2 separate regions of the Homo sapiens genome follow, and region 1 is linked to region 2. A link is a loop called in an ENCODE intact Hi-C map of the cell type or tissue named here. Cell type or tissue: chondrocyte. All regions are shown on one strand. Links, peaks and the distances in the headings refer to the core of each region. The heading gives the core; the rest is flanking DNA. Region 1 overlaps ACVR1 (activin A receptor type 1). Region 2 has its middle 66 kb from the start of CYTIP.

The links. Hi-C counts contacts between places; a loop is a spot of excess contacts. Peaks named below come from ENCODE experiments on the same cell type or tissue, not always from the same donor. Only the 100,000 strongest peaks of a DNase experiment are listed, where the experiment ranks them.
Region 1: a loop joins it to region 2, with 3 times the contacts of the local background. A loop is called at or near these places in 27 of 110 quality-filtered maps.

Annotation. Positions count from the first base shown.
Region 1 is chr2:157,777,923-157,786,602 of GRCh38, reverse strand. ACVR1 (activin A receptor type 1) reads left to right here. Exons shown (of 11, transcript NM_001111067.4): 4 at 6,003-6,266; 5 at 8,261-8,472. Among named protein-coding and RNA genes, the nearest start is that of ACVR1, 94 kb to the left of the region's middle. In chondrocyte, for the core only: CTCF peaks have their summits at 1,455, 4,071 and 4,271; DNase peaks (open chromatin) are centred at 1,962 and 6,165.
Region 2 is chr2:157,506,197-157,514,876 of GRCh38, reverse strand. No RefSeq gene overlaps it. Among named protein-coding and RNA genes, the nearest start is that of CYTIP, 66 kb to the right of the region's middle. RefSeq lists an enhancer at 1-74. In chondrocyte, for the core only: CTCF peaks have their summits at 4,713 and 4,921 (motif pointing left); no DNase peak of the experiment used is centred there.

The DNA of each region.
Region 1 (8,680 bases), core at 226-8,225, 270 kb before region 2:
ACACCACAAAATATTAATCTTCTATATTCGTGAGCCCAAGTAGGTGAACAGATGTGATGGTATGGCAAGCTCTTCTAGGAAGAAATGGTTTGCTCAGGCATGCCGGCTTGGTGACTAAGCCCTGCCTTAAGATCTGTGCTGACATTTAAAGACTTTATGGGCTCAGCCTGCTCTGAAAACCAGCATCAGGTCTCTTTCCACCTCTAAATCCTTTCTGTGAAGGGAAAATTCATTCTGAAGCAAATATTCGTCAGGCTTGCACTCCTGCCAACCACTGACGCTGTTGTGGGGTATGTAATGAACGGTGAGCAAAGTATTAATAGATGCAACTCACCCTCATGGTGCTTACAATCTATAGGAAAGGTGACATTCAACAGCCATGCAGACACAAGTATGGCTGTAGCTAAAGGGGGGTTCCTACTTTAAATCTGGGTGTGTGAACAAAGGCTTCTCTGAGGAAGTAACATGTAAGGTGAAATCTGCACAGTAGAAAGGCACTGACTAGGTGGAGAGGTGTTGACTGGAGGGAGATAAGCATTCAAAGTGGAAGGAATTCCATACTTAAAAGGACCTGAGATCCCTAAGCAGGAAGAAGAGGTCTTTTAAGAACTTCCAGTAACTGAAGAGGAAACTGAAGAGCATGCAAGGATCAGGTCAGCCAGCAGTTGTAGGCCAGGTTAATGACTGGTCTCTACTTTGAGTGTGATGGAAGCCCGAGAGAGTCAGGCTTGTGTATCTGAATGAATGGGAATGCCATTTCCTGAGGCAGGGAACATTGGCGGAAGAATACATCTGGAGTTCAAAATCATGGAAGTTTTTGTTGTTGATATTCAATTTATATGCAATCTTCTTTGAATGCCTCTATTTGCCCCCATAACTGCTGAAATACATTTTCTTCTTGGCTTTACAACAACTAGGTGTCAGTCTCTCGGATAAGGAAAAAAAATGATTTGAGTTCCCTAAATGAGTGTTTTATAATGAGAGATTATTTAGGCACTGGGTGTATTTTATCCCTGAATGTATAGCCTGTCCTCTTGTCAGAGGATCAAATGCCCCTCACTAGGCATTCCAGACGGACCTTTGTGTCTCTGTCTTAGGAGCTGGCTTGCTGGCAGTGATACCTAGCATTGCAAAATCCTTCTTAAAGCCTTTGTTTAATGCCAGAGATCTCAAATGCTTTCAATTCTGGAGAGGTGCCAAACTGTGCTCCCGGATTAGGAGACGATGGAAGGACTCCTATAATCTATAAACCTCATATAAGCTTGCCATTTCAAATGAATGAATTGTTTAGAGTGTTGGAAGGAGTCCAGGGATACTTGAGTTCCTTTTTTAGCTATACAAATTTTGAGCTATTGGACTTTTATAATTACAGTCTAATTTCTGCATTATGATTTGTACTACTTTGAGGTGAACTTGTAAAAAATTCAGCCTGTTCCTTTTGCTGCCCTCTAGGACAAATCATGGCCATGGGCCGGTTTGTTTACTTGTAGCATTTTCTTATTTGTCTTTTATGTCAAAGACATTAGTGGGAAATGTTGGTTTTTGTGCACCATTTAGAGTAATACTCAGTTTCAATGCCTTAAAGCATTGCAGAGTGCATGACTGGGCAGGCGTGAATAGGTAAGTCCACAGTGTTGTGATTGCTAAAGTCCCACTTAAACATAAATGTGAATACTTTTACCATGAAGTACAAGATTATACCAAATTGTGGACAGTTTTTAAAAGTCCACGATGTTCTTTGGTCTGCCTCTCTCTCTGCTAGTCCGGCATTAGACTCGGAGGAGGTGTGCCCAGGTGGTGAACTGAGGATCATACAGAGCAGGAAAAATCTTTTTAAAGAGCTGGCCATGGTGAACTCCTGGGATTCCCAGCCTGCACCGCTGGTTTGTGGAGCCAGCCCCGTATTCTCCCTGGCGGTTCCGAAGCAGTCCCTGTTTGTGGTCAGAACTCCCTGCTGTTCCCAGCCAGCCCAGGCTGCGAGTGTTTTCACACGGCTCTGGCTCTGGTGATACAAAGGGCACGCAGTGCCAGCCATAACACTGAGTAATGCCGGGAGGTGCCTTCTAGAACAAACAATGTGGGTGAGCTCTGCAGAGAGGGAATACCTCTGGCTTGACATTTAAATTACTGAATTATTCAAATGAATGTCAATTAGGTGGAGTAGACTTTCTGCCTTCTGCCAGGGCACTTCCTGGATATTCGCACAGGCAAGTGTAAAATACTTTACATCAGATACGGTGCTTCCTGTCAGTACTGTTGAAAATCAGTCACAGAATCTGATTATCTGTTCCTTGGTGTTCCTTGATGTGTACTGTATTTATATCACAGCCTGAAAGATTAGGAGTCCACACACCCATACCTGTGGCCCTGAAAGGGGTTTTGTGATCATTCTCGAACCCCACCCCCACTCCCACACCAAATAAAATATCACAGGCCCACACATGTTATGCTTATTCCTAAATTTGACAAGACTGAAAAAGTGAGTCATGGACATTTGGAGTCCCGCTGTCTTCCTTAGAATTGTGGATATTAAGATCCGAGAATGCTATTACTACCTTGCTTTAAACCTTCTTTGTTGACTTCATAATTCTAGTTCAGAAAATACTTCCATCTACTCCACTCTGTCAGATGAAATTGCCAAGGTGGCACGTAGCGAATGTGAGTGTGTGCATGCATGTGTGTGCACCTGTGTGGTCATCCTGTCATTCTTATGAATTTAGGGTCTTCATTTATATTTGGGTATATATAAAAAATAAATACATGATGAAGGACTTTGCTAATTAGTTATATGGGAATATACAAAGTAAGAAGATTGAACAGTGGATGAGGAACAGAATAGGAAAGAGAAGTTAGTGAAGGTTTTGTACTTCCCTGTTAGCTGTTAGACTCAGCTCAGGGTTCTTTCATATCAGAGATTGAGTTAATTATTACGTATCATTAACAGTTGTCTTTCCTTGCCTTTTTCCCCAGTTGTGGAGGGTAGGTTATGAAAACCCTGGTATTTCACATCTTACTGAAAAGAATCACCAACTTACAGGCAGTTAATCCCTGGTTGTCCACATACAACTACAGGAAGTATATAAAGAATTTAAGGAGAGTGCTTAATAAACAGATGAATCTCTTTGATTTAGTTTGTGACCCTGCAGGATTAAAGCCTAGGTACACCACAGAGTTAGGTATAATGAGTTAAATTTTACTGAAGGTGATATTTACTTGAGGCTGTCACGTCTGGCAAACTCTTTAGGTTATAGTCCAAACGTCTGCCAGGCTCCCTGCACAGCCTGTCAAAAACTAGAGACCTTGGAAAAGCAGTGCCCCTTCCTGCATCTGTGTACTTAGAATTTAGTTTGGGATGGAACTTTAAAAACAGTTTATTTTGAGAGCACATTAGAGAAATGATTGTTGTTGTTACTTTATTTTTTTAAAATTTGGCATTTTTAAATTACAAGCATGGGTGTCCTTAATCCTTTGGTTCCCTGGACTGTCCGTTTAGGACCATTTAGGACCAATGATGAGCAGGCTCTCTTCTAGTCTAGCGTTGCTGGTTTATTGTTATTCTTAGCAGCCCATACGTTCAGCGAGCTGAGTAAATCATACTCGTCAATTCATTGTCAGTCCATGAACAGCTCTCTCCTACTTTATTTTTATTTTGCTCCTTCATCCCAGTGCTAACCCCTTATCCCCAAACCAGTGTCAACAGGCACATACTCTTCAATGGGTTAGGTATATATCCTGGGGTATCTATGATCTTTTAAAAGTACTCGGGATGTTAAAATACATGTTTGTGTTTCAAATTTACATAAATTGCATTATTTCAGGTTTAAGCATAGTCTTTTCAATTCTCTGCCATAGATCACAAGCAAATTAGTCTGACACCATGAACTCTCCCCCTCACTCCACCCATCCACTTCCCTCCAAAGAATCATCACCTGTTGGGCAGCATAGTTGGCAGCCCTCAGCCTGCTTTGTGCCATTCAAGAGTGGCAAGCATGTCTAGACTCCCTGGAAATATTATCCTTCAGCTCTCTTTTGGCAAGTGTAAACTTTTTGCTGGATTATGTCAACAGATATACATGTTTCTCATCCTCATAGAAATAGATTGGTGCTGGAATTTCCTTCGGATTTCTCCAGGCAAGGAACATAAAGACTATCTCTTTGCTCATTAAAACTTTTGCTCATTAAGAATGTTTGAGGGCTCTTGATTCTCAGGGGTGAGACTGGTGACATACATAGACTGTCAGCGGCTATTTTGGATTTTCTGCTTTCAGGCATGTCTTTGCTCTTGGATGAGCCCCTTGTGGTTTTCAAAGGAACTAGCAAGTCAATTATAAATAGAAGGCTGTGTCTGTGTGTCTGCATGCACTTACTCTGTGGGACGAGGCACCCACATTACAGTGGGCAGTGAACTATTTTTCCACTTCTTTGAAGAGGGAAGAAGAAAGATTAAGAATGCTTTTCTCTTTTTGAGATAACCCACATCTCTACACACACCCACACAAATCTGTGTAAATGAACTTGACATTTTCAAAGACCTTACCTTAAGGTCTCCTCTGGAAAGCACAGCCACCCAACCTGTTATTTTAAGAAAGAAGCATTTATCTCCTAGACCCACTACTGAGGGTTCAGGGATTAGAAGGCAGCCTCTATGTGCCATAGACCTTTGGAGGGAGCTCTGAAAGCTGAATTTCCTAATATGAACAGTGCTTCGGCAAAAGTGGCCTCAGCTAACTAATCAGTGGCCTCTAGGACTTGGCTGTTTACATTTTATCCTCTGTTTCCTTCCCCACTAGTAGAAACTGTGGGACCAGCAAGTCTAAACTAATCATACTGACAAGGGAAGAGAAAAGAGTAATGTGAAAATGCAGATGCAAATAAGTATTCTCAGAAAGAGACAATTAAGCAGAGTGATTAGATGTGCTTCCCTGATCATCCGTTTCTGCCTCTTTCCATTGCACCTTGAACTCCCTAGGTGTGTATTCTTCCAGTGGTCCCACCTGTCACCTTACTGTTCAAACATTATTCGGTTCTCTTGGTCTCCTTGTGCCCTCATTCTCCATATTTGGCACCATTTTTTTCCTGCCAGCCAAAAATTCTTAAGCAGGTGTTAATTCCCACTATAATCTATGTAAACTTTAGTGTTACCACTAGTGAAAAAGTTAGTCTAGGCATCTAGCTGGAAATATTGGTACCATGGATTGTAATTATAGATTGTACAGCCTTGCAAACTCTTATTATATTACAGGTTGAACATCTCAAATCCCAAAACCTGATACTTGAACTGCTCTGGAATCCAAACCTTTTTTAGCATTGACCCAATGCTCAATAGAAATGCTCATTGGAGCATTTTGAATTCTGGATTTTTGGATTTGAGATGCTCAGCCAGGATAAATACAACTATTCCCCAATCCAGAAAAATTTTTAAATTTGAAACTTTTCTGGTCTCAAACATTTCGAGTAAGGGATACTCAGTTTGTAGTATATTTCTGCCATGTACCTGCAAGAATGTCAGCATTCCTTGTTTTACGAGTTGATGGGGATTTGTACAGAGCTAGCAAAAATTAGTATTAATAGCTGCCATATATTTAGGAGCTTTTTTTTTGGAATAGAATAAAGGTGATAAACATTATGTTCCAGTAAAACATTTTATTTTGATGCAGTAATTGGGATCTTAGAGCCAATCACGCTGAAGGTTATATGAACACCACAGGGGGAGAAGCTCATTTTCAGAAGTCTGTGGACAGATGATAGCCAGTCTTTGTCCTAATATGATCTAAAAGGGTGCACAGCTTATATAAATGAATCGCTATGTTGAGAGGCAATTATTATTTGTTGGTTGGTTAGGTGACAAGGTGACAGAATGTGGACCTCATGGTTGATGGTGATGCTTAGCTTGACTTTCTGTTGATAGAGGTGTTTGGAATGGTCATTCCCTCAATGAAGGTGAAACTCATACGGTAATTCCTCTTTTTTTTTTTTTTCCCCTTCCTTTCTCTCCTTTGCAGATGAGAAGCCCAAGGTCAACCCCAAACTCTACATGTGTGTGTGTGAAGGTCTCTCCTGCGGTAATGAGGACCACTGTGAAGGCCAGCAGTGCTTTTCCTCACTGAGCATCAACGATGGCTTCCACGTCTACCAGAAAGGCTGCTTCCAGGTTTATGAGCAGGGAAAGATGACCTGTAAGACCCCGCCGTCCCCTGGCCAAGCCGTGGAGTGCTGCCAAGGGGACTGGTGTAACAGGAACATCACGGCCCAGCTGCCCACTAAAGGTTCCCATGGACTTTTCTATTTCTAGATCAAGGGGTTTTGTTAGTGTTGTCCTGGGTCCGTGTGGGTTAAAGATCTAAGTAGCTATGAGGCATTCCACCTACATTTTGAATCAGAGGCGAAGAGCTACAAGGAAGGTCACCCTGGGTGAAGAAGAGAAAGGAACAGCCTTTTGGCATCTAAAAGAAGGATGGGCATTTTGGGGAATGTAAGCAAGGTGATGTCCATCTTGGGGACAGCTTAGCTGACCAGTTAGCTTTCTCTTGGTTGCTGTGACTCAGGTGAACAGCTCCCAATACCTTTTTATGTTACTGACCCATGATGTCATTCATAATTTCTGAAACAATTCTGCTAGTAAATACTCATCTCTGTGTCAAGTGTGTAGGGAGGAAAACAGAACGGACTGGTGACTGAGTGGAATGCCTTTCCTGTTTTATGAGGAAGGAGATAAAAGAAGGCTCACTGACCTCTTCTCCCATATCTGATGCCCAGTGACCCTATCACTGAAATTTGAAGCAGGATGAGATTTCGCACAAACCCTGTAGTTTTTGTGGAATCTTCTCTCTACCATCAGTACAGATTGCATATGCTAAGGAAACCAGTCCAGCTCTGAAACTGTTTCCCTATTAAATGAGCCCTAAATTGCAATCTTAAAGTCTCTGCAAACATTTATGTAAACTCATTCCAAGCCAAATTTATTCTCTTACCATATAGTACATTTTTAATAGGTTTAGTTATTTAATTTTGCACTCAGAAAAAAGAAACAAACCAAAAAGTGGAGGAGAGGTAACGACGAGCATCCAAAACTAGAAATGTCAGCCAGCAAGAAAGGAGGCAGAAGAACAAAAAAGCTGATGCAAGATCATGTTCTAGTAATTTTGAAGTTATGGTGATGACTTTAAGGCATATGGAAAAGGTTAAATTCTGACAAGCAAATAGGATTGAATAATCAAAGAGGGTTTTAAAGGAGATCAAGTATTTACATGGTTAAAACTAAAAGGGTCCTTGATGGAATAAAATTTACTGTTATACTTTGTGAGTTAAATTTTTATTAATTGGGTGGATGGACATAAACAAATGTCTGAATTCATACAAACATTATTATACCAACTGTGAAGTTTCTAATCTGCAGATCACTCTGCTAGACCTTGAGTTTTAATAGAAGATTTTTTTTTTTGAATTTAAGGACATTCTAATCTGATTAGCGTGGCCACAGTATTTATAATTCAGCGTTGCATTTTGTTAGTTTTACACTTTCTCATGCAAATGACATATGCCATGGAGTATGATGTATGCCAAGCTGTTGATTAGTTGGGCTTGGAAAGTTAAACAAATACGTAAAGGAAGTTAAGCTTGTGATTGGATGGCTGAAGAGACCAGTAATATGGAAATGGGTAAGGCCTCTGTAGGGAAGAACAGGGCCTGATGACATAATGTCATGGAGAGGTCTGAACCCAGGGAGTGAATCAGTGAATGAATGTCTGAATAAGCGAGTAAATGAAGAGAGGAATGAATGGGTTCCTAGGCAGAAATTGTGATGTAAAAAAATCAGTGAGAAACCAGCAGTAGACACCCAGGATATATTAAAGACAGAGACCACAGATGGGTAATTTGGTTTTAGCTCAGGTAGCCCTTTCTCTTAAGGATAGTACAGTGTCTGTAAGGGCTTGATGGCGAAACATACCAAATCCAAGTTAATGAGAGTAATATCAAAGATTTGTACAGTACTTTATATTTTAAAAGCACTCTCACATTCATACATTAATGCAATTGATTCTCAGTGGAATTTTTTCAAATTCTAGTTGTGTCTAATTGAATGATGGTTAAAATGTCTGGGCCATTGGCCAGGCATTAGGAAGTGTTTTAGTTTTAATACTTCGTGAGTTGTGAGACTGTGTGGTCAGGATCAGGAGCTACTTGTTAGGATATTGGTTATGCTAATAATAAGTAAGCAGTGATCCTTACAACTAATTCCCCCTTTTCCCTCCAACTCCAGGAAAATCCTTCCCTGGAACACAGAATTTCCACTTGGAGGTTGGCCTCATTATTCTCTCTGTAGTGTTCGCAGTATGTCTTTTAGCCTGCCTGCTGGGAGTTGCTCTCCGAAAATTTAAAAGGCGCAACCAAGAACGCCTCAATCCCCGAGACGTGGAGTATGGCACTATCGAAGGGCTCATCACCACCAATGTTGGAGACAGCACTTTAGCAGTAAGTCATGACCCCACAGGAAATCCCAAGCATAAGGAAGGTGTCTGGAGACACGTTCTTATTTCGAGCATGAAACGCTAACCAGTAATGAGTGACTGAACAGTGTACACACATGCTGTTGGTTACTTATGTCCTAAACAAGCACATGCTGGCACCTGTGTAGTCTTCCCATATCAGAACAGCCATTTTAGATAGACATTTAAATAAG
Region 2 (8,680 bases), core at 188-8,187:
GAGGCTGAGGTGGGAGGCTCACTTGAGCCCATGAGTTCAAGGCCACAGTGAGCTATAATCACATCACTGCACTCTAGCCTAGGCAACAGAGTGAGATCCTGTTTCTAAAAAAGAAAAAAAAAAGAAATAGAGATTGAAAAATAAGAAGTAAATGAGGTCAGGTGACATAATTGTGTATATTAAAAAATCCTAATGAATCTAATAAAAAGCTACTAGAATTAATACTTTAATTCAGTGAGGCCACAAGATATAAGATTGATATGAAAAATCAATTTAATATGAATGGAATTATACAGTATGTACTCTTGTTAAGTACATGCATTGCAAATATTTTCTTGCAGTTGGTAATTTGCCTTTTAGTAAGAGCAGAAATGTTATTTTATTTATTTTTATTTTATTATCTTTTTATTTCCATAGGTTTTTGCAGAGCAGGTGGTATTTGGTTACATGAGTAAGTTCTTTAGTGGTGATTTGTGAGATTTTGGTGCATCCATCACCCAAGCAGTATACATTGTACCCCAATTTGTAGTCTTTTATCCCTCACTCCCCAGCAGAAATTTTAAAATTTGATGAAGACCAATTTATTAATTTTTTTCTTTGTGGTTTTGTTTTGTTTTGTGCTCTATCCAAAAATCTTTGTCTACTTCAAAAATATGAAGAATCCTAGCCCATGTTTTTTTCTAGAAGTTTTACAGTTTTAGCTTTAACTTTTTATCCCTGATACATTTTGATTTAAGTTTTGTATATGGTGTGAGACAGAGGTCACATCCATATGGATGTCTCATTGCTCCGGTATCTGTTGTTGAAAAAAAATTCATATTTAAATATATTGGCACTTTTATCAAAGTTCGATTTGTCATGTGTTTGTTTCTATATTTCCTATCTGTTTCTTTTATCTGTATGTCTTTGCTGTGTCAGTTGCACACTGGATTATCCTCACTTTATAGTAAGTCTTGAAATGATGCAGTATAAGTCCTCCAACTTTGTTGTTCTATTTTGAAATTGTTTTGTGCTATCCTAAGTCTGTTAACTTCCATATAAATTTTGGAACCAGATTGTCATTTTTGACACACAAAAAAAAAACCCTGAGAGATTTTTATTGGGATTGCATTGATGTCATAGATCAATTTGGAGAGAATGATTTCCTTAAAAAATATTGAGTCTTCCAATCCATAAACATTTTATATTTCTCCATTTGTTTATATCTTCTTTAATTTATTTAAACAATATTTTGAAGGTTTTCTCCCCATCTATTTGTATTGCACTTATTTTGTTTAATTTCTCCCTGAGTATTGCCTGCTTTTAAGATAATATTGTTAAAGGTGTTTTTAAAATTTTCATTTTTCAATTTTTCCACTGTGGTAATGTTTGGAAATACAATTGATGTTACAAGATCAGTTCCCCCAGGGCTTAGGCTTCACCTTAACAACTTTCGTTTATCCACAATACTGGGAACTGTGGCTTAGACATACAAAGCAATTGGTAAATATATGTTTAATTTAATGAATTTATGCTTGAGGATTATTTTAGCTCAAAGTCTAAGTTCAATCAGTGAAGCATTAAAGTTTTAGTCCCCAGAAAAATAGAGATGCCATATATTCTTTGTAAACTTTAAAAATCTTGTGGCCGGGCGTGGTGGCTCACGCCTATAATCCCAGCACTTTGGGAGGCTGAGGCAGGCGGATCACTTGAGGTCAGAGGTTTGAGACCAGCCTGGTTAACATGGTGAATTCCAGTCTCTACTAAAAATAGAAAAATTAGCCTTCTACTTGTCAAAAAGGCACGAGTAATTTCTGCATGTATGGATTCTGCTGCATATATATTTTGACTAATAAGCCCCTGGAAAAAAAAGGGACACCTTCTCAGAAGTTGGCAGTGTTTTTCCTTTGCCTGATAGCATGTTATAGTGGACCTGGCTACTAGAGTCAATCTTCTGAGTCGAAAACTAGTTCTCTTACTTACTGATAGTTTTGTCCTGAGTTGTTCAGAATCTGAATGGTTTCTATCCTTTTCAATTTATTGAGTTGTTCTATGGTCCAGAATATGGCTTGTGTTGGTGTGTGTTCTGTGAGCACTCAAAAAGAATATGTATTTGTAGTTTTGTGTATAGTATTCTGTAAATATAAAGTCAAGTTGTTTGACAGCGTTGTTCAAATATTTTTATCCTGATTTCTAATTATTCTACCAATTATTGAAAGAAAGGTGTTGATATTCCCAACTATAATTATAGATTTGCTGATTTCTTCTTGCACTTTATCAGTTTTTATTTCTGGTATTTTGAAACTGTTTTTAGGTGCGTATGTATGCACACCTAGATTATTATGCCTTGTTGATGAATGAATTCCCTTATTATTATGAACTATCCCATTTTATGTTGGATAATATTCCTTGATCTGAAGCTACTTTATCTGATATTAATATAGCCACTGAAGCTTTGTTATGATTAGTATTTGCATGGTATATATTTTTCCATACTTTAATATATATGGGTCTTATATTTATAGTAGATTTCTTGTAGATCGTGTACAGTTGGGTCTTACATTTTTCTCTAGTCTGACAACTTTTCACTTTTAAAAATTAGCGTGTGCAAGGAACAGAAAACCACACACCGCATGTTCTCATTCAGAAGCAAGAGTTGAACAATGAGAACACATGGACACAGGGAGGGGAACGACACACACCGGCGCCTGTCATGGCTTGCGGGGCGAGGGCAGGGAGAGCATCAGGACAAATAGCTAATGCATGCGGGACTTAAAACCTAGATGATGGGTTGATAGGTACAGCAAACCACCATGGCACATGTATACCTATGTAACAAACCTGCACATTCTGCACATGTATCCCTGAAACTTAAAGAAAAATAAAAAAAAATTGGAGTGTACAGACCATTTATAGTTAACATAATTATCAACATAATTAATTTTAATTTTATTACCTTACTATTTTTTCCACTTTGCTCATCTCCTTTTTTTTTTACTTTTTCTTGTTTTTGATTAGTTCATTATTTTTAATATTCCAATTTATTTTCTCTATGACTTATTAGTGATTTTGCTTTTTTTTAGGGTGTGTTTTATGATTTACAATATACATTTTTAACTTATCATAATCTACCTTCAAAAACTGTTATGCCACATTACATATAATAACAATCTTACAAAGTATTTTTAGTTTTCTCCCTCCTGTCCTTTTTATTTTGGTTGTCATACATTTTATTTCTGTATCTATTTAAATTTCACAATGTAGCGATGTAATTTTTTGCTTTAAACAGTCCATTTTAAATAAATTACATTGAAAATATTTTTAATATGAACATTTTTTTCTCATATTTACTATAGCTGATGCTTGTAACTTCTTTGTATAGATCTGAGTTTGGACTGATATTACTTTTTTCAGTCAGAAGATTATTTTTAATATTCCTTATAGAGCATGAAATTCTCTCAGCTTTTTTTAGTTTAAAAATACCTTCATTTTTGAAGGATATTTTCAGTGGACATAGAATTCTAAGCAGTTTTGGGGATTTTCTGGCTTATTTTTGTCAGCACATTAAATACATTGTTTTATCTTCTAATTTGCATTGTTTCTGACAAGGTCAGGAGTAATTCTCTTTCTCTGTTTGTATTGTAACTTTTTTTTTTTTTGCCATCTTAAGATTTTTTTTTTTTCTGAAAAACCATCTTAAGATGGGTTTTCAGAAATGTTATTATAATGGGCTTAGGTGTGCTTTTTGTTTGTTTTTATCCTACTTTTGTTCCACTGAACTTCTTGGATTTGTGTGTTTATGGTTTTCATTAAATCTGCAAAATTTCTGTGCACCACTATGTCTTCAGAGTTGTTTTTCTATTCCATGCACTATTTCCTCTATTCTAGGGTGCTTCAAATACATGTATATCAGACAACTTGATATTGTTCCATAGGTAACTGAGGTTCTCATTTTTCTGCAGCTTCTTTTTTTCTCTGTACTTCAATTTGATTCATTTCTATTGCTTATTTATTAAAGTTTATTACTCCTTTATTTTGCATTTTAAAATCTCCTAATATACCCTTCCAGTGAAGTTTTCATTTTGGATACTGTATTTCTTAGCCCTAGAAGTATCACTTGTCTCTTTTATATAGCTTCCATTTGTTTACTATTTCTATATTTGCTTTAGTGCTTGACCATATTTATAATAGCTATTTTCAAATCTTTGTCTTTCTCTGAGTCTGTTTTTTTAAAACTGCCCTTTCATTTATGAATTATATTTTTTCTCTTTGCATACCCAGTAATTTATTATTAGACACTGGACATTGTAAAGGTTACATTATTGAGTATCTGGATCTTATTGCCATCCTTTCAGGAGAGTTGAAGTTTGATTTGGAAGGCATCTAAGAGCACTGAAGAATAGTTTGCTCCTTTTAAGTGTTGTTTTTAAGTTTTGTAAGGGAAGGTCTAGAGTAGCTTTAACGCTAGGACTAGTTTAATCTTACTACAAAGGTGTAATCCTCCTGGATTTCAACTGAATGCCCCAGGTTTCAGTAAATTCTCTACATTCTTCTTGGTCAGTACACAGACATCTCCCAAACTCTGTGTGAACTCTGGGGATTGTTCTTTTTACTGCTTCTCAAAAATTGTTCTTTGCTTTGTTTCATGAAGGTTCTCCTAAGTAGGTACTACGTAGCATTTAGAAAAAGACTCAAGGGTACCTCACTGCAGAGTTTCAAAGTTGCTTCCTTGTGAAGCTCCCTCTGGTTCTGCAAATACCAGTTATCTTAGACTTGTCAAACTTCAATATCTGTCTCCTTCACTTAGCAAGACTGCCATGTGATAGCTTAGCTTGGTTCAGCCTTTCTCCTCACAATCTTTCAAGAAGTGCCTCTAGGAAAAGAAAGACCCTGGGCAATAGTGGGGCTCGGTGTTTCCCTTATTTTAGGGATTATAATCCTATGCTGCCACCTGTTGTTAAATGCCTGAGTTTTATTTTATATGTGTATATATATAGTTATATATATATATTTCACACGTATTTCACACATATATTTCACACATATGTTATACATATATATATGTTTCATTCATATGTATATATCTTTTTTTTCTCCTGATTTTTAGCTGTTTATGGCAGGAGGGCAATTTTAGTACCAGATAGCCTGTCATGGATGGAAGCAGAAGTCCCTGTTTTAATTTGTAAGATTTTTAATGTGTTATATTTTGTTTATTCAATTACTGATTTAAAAGCTTATTTATTCTATGGACTAGGTCTTTTGAGACTGAATCAAGTCAAGTGCAACAGAGTAATAAATGCCTAAAATAAAATTTTGGACATGACCAATTTATTAAAATGTGTTCATATGACAGAGACAGACAGAGAAAGAGCATGAGAGGGAGAGAGATTAAAAGAGTTTCACAATCATTTATTCATATTGAGGGAACCCCTCAACATATAGTTCAAGGTGCTGAATGATAACAACTTTTCAGGGATGGACTACTTGTAAGCCGTTCATACGTCTACACAATTACCCCTGCAATGATCAATCTCACTGTAGGAATGGTTGGAATATAATATTTTTTATAGTGCCTATGTTCCTTGTATGTTTAAGGTTAGTTATCTAGGAAATTTGCAGTTTTTACAGATTATCATAGATTTTTATTCAGAATGAATGTAGGTAGTTATATATACTTTCAACATTTCTATTTTCTTTCTGATAGTTACATTTTCCCTCCCTCTGGCATGTTAGGGGCTGGAGGGGCAGATGCTTGATATGCCCCCAATGTGACACTGTGCCTCCTTTTCTTACTCCCACTTTTTCTTCTTTTTCTTTCCAGTTTTGTGTATTCTTCCATTTTCCAGTCTTGGTTACTCAAGAAGCAGTAGATAATGAGGACAGTAGTGCTTAGGGCTGGTTTAGAAGAGGAAGAGTTTTGCTTCATTACTTCCTCCTTCACATGGCTCGGTCACCTCTGAATTATGACTCATATAAATGTAGCATAAAGCTACATTCAGGCTCTTTTGAGGCTTCATGAAAGCAGAGCTTGTATATTGAAATTTGAGAAAGAACCACTCTTAGGGGCAGATCGACGCAATCACCAGTGGCTTTTAGTTCCATCATAATGTAGCTTCTTTCATGCCCACTCTAATGAAATAGGAATGCTGCATTACTGCAAACTGATTTCTGTTTCAGTTGAGAGAGCTTATTTAAGGGCAAGATGGAACAAAGAGAGAATGTGTGTTTGCTTAAGTATATGCAATTTGTATCTATTGGATTAGAAAAAAAATTTTAATTTAACCTTTTTTGTATTGATGTGACTTTTTTTCACCTGCTAATTTTTCTGAAGGAAACATCTGTAAAGTTGACCTTCAGCATTACAGAAAATAGGTCACTTTCCTAAAATATATTTTAAAAATACTCTTCTCAATGATACAGACCATAGAAATATCTATTTTTTCCTGGTCACTGATATTTTAAGAACTTGATGGGTTTGATCAACATTGAAAAAAAGTATACATACATTTACACTCATGAGATTTTACCTTCAATCTAAGATGTCTTTAAAGACCATCCATATACTTCATGTTAAGGCAATACTTTGGATTAAGGTGGAAGAGGAATGTATATTTTACTTGAGGCAGGGAACTGACATGTGGTAAGTATCTTTTTTTTTTTTTTTTTTTTTTTAACGAGGTGAGTCTTGCTATGTCACACAGGCTAGTCTCAGGTGAGTCTTGCTGTGTCACACAGGCTGGACTCAAACTCCTAGGATCAAGGGATCTGCAACCGTGCCCAGTTGAGCATCTCTTTCTTAATGTACATTATTTCATTTAACCTTTTTTGACATGGATTGTTTTATCCAAAAATGGCAGAAACAATATTTTTAGTCTCACGTGCTCTTCTAAAATACTACCACCTGAACTTATGGGTCCTGTGTTACTGTCTCAATAAAAAGAATGCTTCAGAAGTGCCATACATGACTTTAAAATATATAAATCTAAGGGGTACAAGTGCAGTTTTGTTACATGGATTTATTGTTTAGTGGTGAAGTCTGGGCTGTTAGTGTAACCGTCACCCAAATAATGTACATTGTACCCATTTAGTTATTTCTTATCCCTCACCCCTGCCTTTACCCTCCCACCCTTCTGAGTCTCCAGTGTCTATTATTCCACACTCTATGTCCATATACATGACTACTGAGGCTAATTCATAAAAGGCAGTACTTCTTCCTGGCTCACTACTTCTCTCACGTTCTTGGAAACCTGCCACCCATGTTGTTTGGAAGCCCAGGACACATAGACTTTATATGTAGGTGTTCTGGCCAACAGCCCCAGTAAGATCTCAGCCAACATCCAGTATCGACCATTAGACATGAGTGTGAACAAGCCTTCAGAGGATTTCAGGTCATAGCCTACAAGTTATCCACAGATATTAAGTCTACCCACTGAGGTCTCAAATATCATGGAGCAGAGACAAAATGTGAATTTAGCCTTCAGTTTTTGAAGTGCCCCTGCTAAGGCTGAGTTGAGCAGAGATGAGCAATCCACACAGAATACTCCTCAAATTGCAGGTTTCTGAGCAAAATAAGTGTCATGCTTTCAATTCATTAAGTTTTAGGGTGATTTTATTGGCAGCAGTAGATAGCTGGATCACATTTGGTTCCAGGAATTGAAGCGTAGCTAAAACTAAACCTAATACATGTGGCAATAGCTTTAGGGTCAGAGGCAGGTGGAAATGGGAAATGTCTTTAGGGGAGTGTTACTGAAAACTTAAAAGAGATCAAGGAAGCTATCAGAGGAAGCCTGGTGACCTTGAAAAGGCTGTTGGTGAGAACTTGAAGAAAAGAGAGGAAAATGTTTTTGGAAGCTGGAGGAAAGGGGACTCATGTAGTGGCAGAAAGCTTAGCAATAATGTCTCCTGCAGTAAAATGGAAAATAGGAAATATACCTATATTCTAGCTAAAGAGTTTTGCAGAAAGAGGGTTGAAAGTGCTTTGCCTTCTGTCTGCTTCCTAGCTGCCTGTAGTAAAATGCAAGGAAGAGAGATGAGCTAAAGAAAGCACTGTTATATATAAAGTCTCCAGGACTTGCTAGGTTGGAAAAGAAAACTGTTTCTCATTCCCAGCCTCTCCAGATGGCAAATGATGCTAAAATTAAGATGTGGCTTCTGAGCAGAGATCAAATCCAGGGTGCTGTCAGGAAAACATGGTCTAAAGATAAAACCTTTTGTTAAGGCCTCATAAAGTTTTGAGATAGTGTATTTTAGACCATTTTGAACAGAAAAAAGCCCACTAATGACCTTAAGGGGTGTTTCACAGACTACTTCCATATAACAATAGCGTTTCTCAAAATCTTAAGGGAAGCATTCTTAAAAAGAGCCAAAGTTAGAAAAAGTCTTATCTCTGTGGGATTTGGGCATGTGGCTTTTGTCTAATGGAGTGGATTATAAATTGATTCATAAGAAATCCACAAAGTGTTTAAAGGAATTTTAGCATCTAGTATTGAAAAGGATGGAGACAGAACAAAATTAAAAGAGGATTTTAACTCCTAAATTTCCATGAGCAGGAAGCAGACCAAGAAAACTTTAACTACAAAGACAACTTACATTTTATGAAATGGGAAAGATAAGTCAGTGGGTCAAACAGCTCAAAAGGCAGAGTAAAGAGTTATGGAGAATTCCTAGGTAGCAGGACTGATTCCTAATGAAGGAAATGGAA